Linked DNA regions of Homo sapiens: region 2 is linked to region 1. The links are chromatin contacts, found by Hi-C or POLR2A ChIA-PET in ENCODE. All regions are on one chromosome and are shown on one strand. Each heading gives the region's core, a stretch centred on a gene start or an enhancer-like site at or near the end of the contact. The rest is flanking DNA. Distances are from core to core; before and after follow the strand shown. Region 1 holds the start of TSPAN3 (tetraspanin 3). Region 2 holds the start of ZFAND6 (zinc finger AN1-type containing 6).

Region 1 (3,122 bases), core at 255-2,754:
CGAAGGACTCTGGCAATACAAGTGTGTAGCAAGTGCTTTTTAACATATAACCATCCTTTTATGAGACAGCTGTCAGGATATGAAGTTTTATCCCTTGTTGGGGGGTCGGGGGAGGAGGAAAGGATTCTTTCCAGAACAGGTGTGCGTATGCGTGGGAGGGAGGAGCTGAATGGGGAGGAGGAAGAGGCACAGTATGGTTAACCGGAATGTTCAAGGAGTGCTCTGGCGACTGTGGACAGAGCAATCTGTCCAGGGCACTCAAGTGTTTAAGGAAATGACAAGTTCAGAGAGGCAAGGTGATTTGGGACCAGACTGAGGACTTCTGCTCCAAGACCAGGGGAAGGAGTTGAACCTTATTCTACCGCTGAAGCTTCTGTTTTCCTTATTTTCAGATCAAGTGATGTGATAGAGGAAACGTTTTAAAAGATTTATCCGGGTGCAAAGTCCAGATGGGCTGGAGGGTGGAGAGACGGATAGGAACAACTTAGGTTACTATAAAAGTCCCTGATGAGATAAGGACCCAAACTAAGATGACATAAACATTCCTTTCAAAGAGGGTGTACCCCTTAAAAATTCATAAGCCACCTTTTATTGAAAGTGAACTCATCACTTTCAAAATCTTGTGACATCTCCATCATATATTTAACCAAGAGTTATAATCTCACAGTTTGGTCACCCCCATGACCAAAACAAATAGACCGATGTTCTTGGTCAATGGATTATTTGGCTCCTCGAGTTGAAACCCTTCATTTTCTGGGCTGGTGACAGTCAGCCGGTTCTCCACACACAAAGGGCGTTAAGTGGAACCCCCGCCCCGGCTCCGCAGCGTCCCCGCGGATCTGCCCGCCTCGGGACGGCCACTCGTCTGCGAGGCCCCGACAAAGAGCGCGGAACCTGAGCCTCTGGCGAAGATCCTATTTCGAGCCCGACGTCCTGCTACAGTCTGCAATAAGCGCTCTCCGTCCAGCCGGCGACTCCGGGGGGGGGAGACTGGGGCGCCTGGCACGGAGCCAGCCCGCGTGGGCCGAGCGCGGAGGCGCCGGCTGGAGGCCGTGGAGTCCCTGAAGGCCTCCCCTCGCTGTCCTCCGCGCCCAGGCTCCCGGCTTGGTCCGGCAGGGACCTCGCGAAGCGGCCTCACACCCGGCCCTCCCCTCGCCTCAGCCGCCTGAGGGCCCGCGCGCGGCCCCCGCGCGCCCGCCCAGGCCCAAGCCCGGCCCCCACGGGCGCCTCCGCCGCGGCCTCGCCCGGCCCCGCCGCCGGCCCCTCGCTCTGCCCGGCCCCGCTCACCCAGAAGATGAGGTTGAGAAAGACCAGCACGGTCTTGGAGGAGGTGATGCCGCACTGGCCCATGGCGCCGGTGGCCCGCGAAGGCCCGGCCCGGAGAGCGGGGCTGCGCTCACCGAGAGAGCGGCAATGGCGGCGGCGCCTCCTCGCTAGGAACTGCACGGCCTGCGCGGCGCTCCCCGCAGCCCCTGCGCCGTCGCGCAGCCCCGACCCCAGCAAGTGCCTCGCTCCTCCGCGCAGCCGCCGCAGTCCCCTCAGGGCTCCCGCGCCGCTCCCTGGCAACCGAGTCCCGCCCCACGCGGCCGGTAGCTTCAGCCAATCGCCTCTGCGGAGGCTGCAGTGAGGCCACGCCTCTTAAAGGAGCCAAGGCCTCAGCGCCTTTTCTTGGCCTCTGGCCGCCCTTGGACGCAGATGGCTCCCTAGGGAGGTTCTGGTGGACCAAACCCACTCTCCTCCTATGACTATGCCACCCTTATAGATGATTCAGAGCCCTCTGAGTGCTATCTTTCTACCTAGCCCATTCTCCCCTAGGAAGGTTGGAGACACTAATCTCTGCCTGACCAGATTCTCCTGACCAGGTTAAAATCTTGGCAGCACTGTTGGTGAGAAGTGCAAAGAAAAACAACAAATACTTATGGAGAAACTTATTGTACCAGGCGCTGGGCTAGACCTCAGAAGAGTCAGAGAGGAGAAAAGGCTGGTGATGGCGTTAGCAAGGCAGAGACATGTTTGTGTGGGTGAGTGGTTGGGAACAAGTTCTATTCCAGGGTAGTAAGTTTTGGACCAAGATTCGCAACGATTACAGAAACATCTCTTTGCATTGCAACATTTCACATTCTTCCCCCAATCTTGAATCCGTCATAGCAATTAATTATTGGGTGCTCACCCGGTGCCAGGCTCCATTAGTTCATTTAACCCCCACCACAACCCTGGATGGAAGGCACTATGGTTATCAGCCTCATTTTACTGATCGGGTAATTGAGGCTTAGAAAGGTTAAGAAGTTCGCCCAGAGCCACACATAGTAAGTGGTCTAGTGCAAAAAACACATCATCAGTCACACAATAAACTGCCTCTGTTTGCTGTCTTTCCTGCCATTATAATCCTGCACTCCCTCCTTGACCGCGCCCGTAAGGATTTCCATTTACTGGTCTTTATCAGCTCGCTCTCATGCAATCTCCCCCACTCATCACCTTTCCCAGGCACTCTCAGAAGTACCTGTTAATCTCAGCATCCTGTGCATTTACACCAAGCAGCAGCAACAGCCATTTATTCACTCATCAAACTTGCCGCGTGTCCCCTCTGGGCCTCACTGTTGTCGGTGGTGGATATTCCACTGTGAGCAAGACGTATCCTTCCTTCCATGGCTTACATTCGTTCGGGCAGAGGAGGCAGACCATAAACAAACGGGCAAGTGGGTATATGACATGAGGTAGTGTTAGGAAACAATTCAGAGGAAAGGAATAGAGTGATGAGAGGAGTCCTCTCTGAGGAGAGAACATTGGAGGGGACCCAAGGGAGGTGAGGGGAACAGCCCAAAGATGAGAGCAGCAAGGACAAAGGCCCAGAGACCGGAACATGATCACTGTGCTGTAGGAAGGGGAACACAGAGAGCCTAGTGTGCTGGAGGTGAGCGAGGCCGGATCACCAACAGCCTACTACGCCAGGCAGAAGCCTTTGAGCAGACCAGTAACACCATCTAAGTGTTTCAAGTGCCATTCTTGCCATACCATGGAGGTCCTAGTTAAAGAAAGAAAAATGATGGGCTCTCAAACATGATTCCCTTTGAACATCTATCTTCTTGACGCCTCTGCCCTCTGTAAATTTCTCTGTCTGCTTT
Region 2 (3,122 bases), core at 429-2,928, 3.0 Mb after region 1:
GGTAGGTTGCGTATGTATACTGTTTATTGTTTCTGCTCCCTCTCTTCCCCTGTGTAAGTCAATGAGAGAAGGGCCTTCATCTTTCTTAATGCTGTCTCCAGCACCTACAGCACAGGCTGGCAGAGAGTCGGCATATAGCATTTACTGGGTGAATAGAAATGCAGTATCTTTTAACCCTCATAACAATCCTTTGTGGTAGGTTTTCGTTCCCATTTCACACAATTTTCTTAAGAGCACAAAGCTAGTAAGTGACAGTGGTCTGTCTGCATTCCACGTCACAATGCAATACTATAATCTCTCAATCTCCCAGAACGAATCTGGAACAAAGGAAAGCAGTAAAGGTCATGTAAACCCAATTTCTGCAAATTCATAATAACTGCATATGAAAATCCAACTGGGTTAGGTGCTGGAGTTAATACAACGATAAACTGGACAAGAATCGGAAGAAAAATACATTTAAGACAAAATCCGTAAGACTTGACGCATAACCTTGCTAGTTCAAGAAGCTCTTTCACACATATTATGTTATTTAACCCCCACAAATAGCCTAACAAGTAGGTTTTATTACCATTCCAATCAGGCTTTTGTCCTCCACTTAAACTGTACTCCCCAAGGTGACTTCTGTGTTGCTAAATGCTCAACAGGTACTCACTTCAGGCACAACATTTAAGGGAGCACCAAAAAACTAAGTGATCAAGATGAATAACATTTTTATTTTTTAAAATTAAAATTAATGCAAAAAAAAAATCCATGAATAACAAAATACCAACATTTAAAATAAAGAGGATTCTCAGGACTGGGCTCGCCTACCTGGATGCCCTAACGGAACTCCTCATTCACAATAGGATTGAATGACCTCGAACTAAAGTGTCACGTACTTCCTGCTCGTGATGCTCGTGAGCCCGAACGAAGGCTGAAAAACTTCAGGGGGAGCCATTCTGCCTATCACCCCTAGTTCCAGCGCAGCAGCCCAGCGTGCACCACGCAGGTGGGAACTGACCCCGTGCTTTTGGAACAGGCTGGAACTGGGGGTGCTTGTGCCTGTGCATGTATGTATTGCACACGTGTGCATGCACGCTTCTCGTCTTGCTTCTATTTCCAAGTCCCAGTTCAGGACAGGGCAGAGAACTGCTTTCCAGTATGCGCCCTGAGCTCGGACTTTGCGCTTGCAGACTGAGGCGCCGGCCTGCATGGGAAGACAGAAGCTCAGAATTCCTTCCTGCACAAGTGGCAGGTGGAGTGCAACTCTTTTTGGTGCCTCAGTCCAAGACAGGGACACGCCATTCCCTGCGAGGTGGCAAAGGTACCTGAACCTACATAACCAAGCCCTTAAAGTCTCCGCGGCACCTCTTAATCGCCTTCCCGTAGCTATTGGAGGTAGAGAAACCGCGGCGGGAAGCGCCCCAGAGAGGGCAGTGGAGCAAGGGACACTGGAGGTGCAGAAGGCGGAGGAGCATCTCCTTTCGCTCCGCCCCGCCTCTTTTCCTGCCTCCGGCCAATTGCCGTGCGCTCCGAGCCTTGACCCCGCCTCTCCCCGCCTCCTCCGGCCTGCGGCCCCGCCCGCGCCGGTAATAATTAGCGGGCGGGCGGGGCCCGCGCGTCAGCCGCGGGAGCCGGCCAATCCAGTGGCTCTCCTCCGCGGTCGCGTCATAGGCCGAACAACCAAACAGAAAAGTTTAATAAACAGCGGACGGAGGGGCCGGCGGTGGCGGAGCCGGAGCAAGCAGGGGTTCGGCGGCATTACCTGTACCCATTCACCGGCGGCTACCGGCGGCGGCGCGCAGCGTGTCAGGCGGAGAGACCCGCCGCCAGGTGAGGAGCGCGGCCCGCGGGGCCCGGCTTGCCCGGCGCTGCCCCTCCCCCGCCTGCTCCCTTCCCCCACCCGGCTGCAGCTAGGCGAGGCCCGCCCCCGGCCCCTCCCGGCGCCCGAGAGCCGGAAGCGGAGGGCGGCCGGCCGGCGCAGCAGGTGGTGGGCCCGCGGGGGCCGCGGGCGAGAGGGCGAGGACTCCCGGCTCCGGGGGTGGGGGCCGGAGATCGGCGGGTTCACCTCAGACGGCGCGCGGGCGCCCGCGGCCGGGGGCCGCTTCCTGTCAGGGTGGTCGCGCTGGGGTCGGGAGCCTCAGTTCTTCAGGGCCGCGGAGGCCGCGACGCGCGCCGCCCCGAGCGGGTTGCGAGCGGTTGGCTGGCGGGGGTCGGAAGGGCCCCGGGCACACTGGGGCGCGTCAGTTCCCCGCCTCCTCCGAGTCTCAGGTCCTCTTCGGGATGTTTTTCCACCTGCGGCGTTTTTCAGAAACCAGCCGGAGGCAGCCCGGTGTCTCCAACTCCTGACTGGCACCGGGAAGGGAATTGGTCTCTTTTTTTCCTGCTTGGGTTTAGCTTGCTTAGGATTCTAAATTTTTTGTCTGCTTTTTTGAAATAGTTATATTTAAGTTTTAGCTACCTAAAAAAGTATGAAAGAATATTGTGTTTGAAATCTTTTTAACTTGGTTTTTAAGTCACGTGCTAACTATCCTACACAGTTGGGACGCTATGATTTACCTTCACATCTCGGAAGTTGTAACCAGTTGTGAGGAAGTTAGGACCTTGGGGTTACCTAAAGATAATTTATATTAAGTTGTTGGGCCATAAAAACTGGGCAGAATTGGCCACGCGCGGTGACTCAACGCCTGTAATCCCAGCACTTTGGGAGGCCGACGCGGACTAATCACGAGGTCAGGAGATCGAGACCATCCTGGCCAACATGGTGAAACCCTGTCTTTACTAAAAATACAAAAATTAGCTGGGTGTGGTGGCGGGCGCCGGTAGTCCCAGCTACTGGGAGGCTGAGGCAGGAGCATCGCTTGAACCCGGGAGGCGGAGGTTGCAGTGAACCAAGATCGCGCTACTGCACTCCAGCCTGGCGACAGAGGGAGACTCCGTCTCAAAAAAAAGCCGGGCAGAATTAATGATTTTGAAGCTCCGAGAAACAGGATTAAATTCCTCTTTCAAACCGAAATCGGAATTTGATTTTTTAAAAGTGTAAAATACCATAAACTTTTAAGGTTAGTTGTTCGGTAACCATGTCACCAATTTTAAGGCACTTTCTGAGTTGTGTATAGTTTCTCCAGAGCCCTAGGGGAAAT

The links. Hi-C counts contacts between places; a loop is a spot of excess contacts on that map. ChIA-PET counts read pairs that join two places held with the same protein, here RNA polymerase II (POLR2A).
Region 2: a map of tibial artery shows a loop between it and region 1 (15-fold over the local background). The contact joins the promoter of ZFAND6 here to the promoter of TSPAN3 in region 1. A Hi-C loop is called at or near these places in 1 of 168 maps with a recorded cell type or tissue (tibial artery). POLR2A ChIA-PET finds 5 or more read pairs at or near these places in 1 of 52 experiments (naive thymus-derived CD8-positive, alpha-beta T cell).

The regions. Positions count from the first base shown.
Region 1 is chr15:77,069,605-77,072,726 of GRCh38, forward strand. TSPAN3 (tetraspanin 3) reads right to left here and starts at 1,505. Exons shown (of 7, transcript NM_005724.6): 1 at 1,288-1,505. The coding sequence starts at 1,350. RefSeq lists a silencer at 972-1,671 and an enhancer at 1,812-1,871.
Region 2 is chr15:80,057,998-80,061,119 of GRCh38, forward strand. ZFAND6 (zinc finger AN1-type containing 6) reads left to right here and starts at 1,679. Exons shown (of 7, transcript NM_019006.4): 1 at 1,679-1,812. RefSeq lists silencers at 1,357-1,685, 1,382-2,251.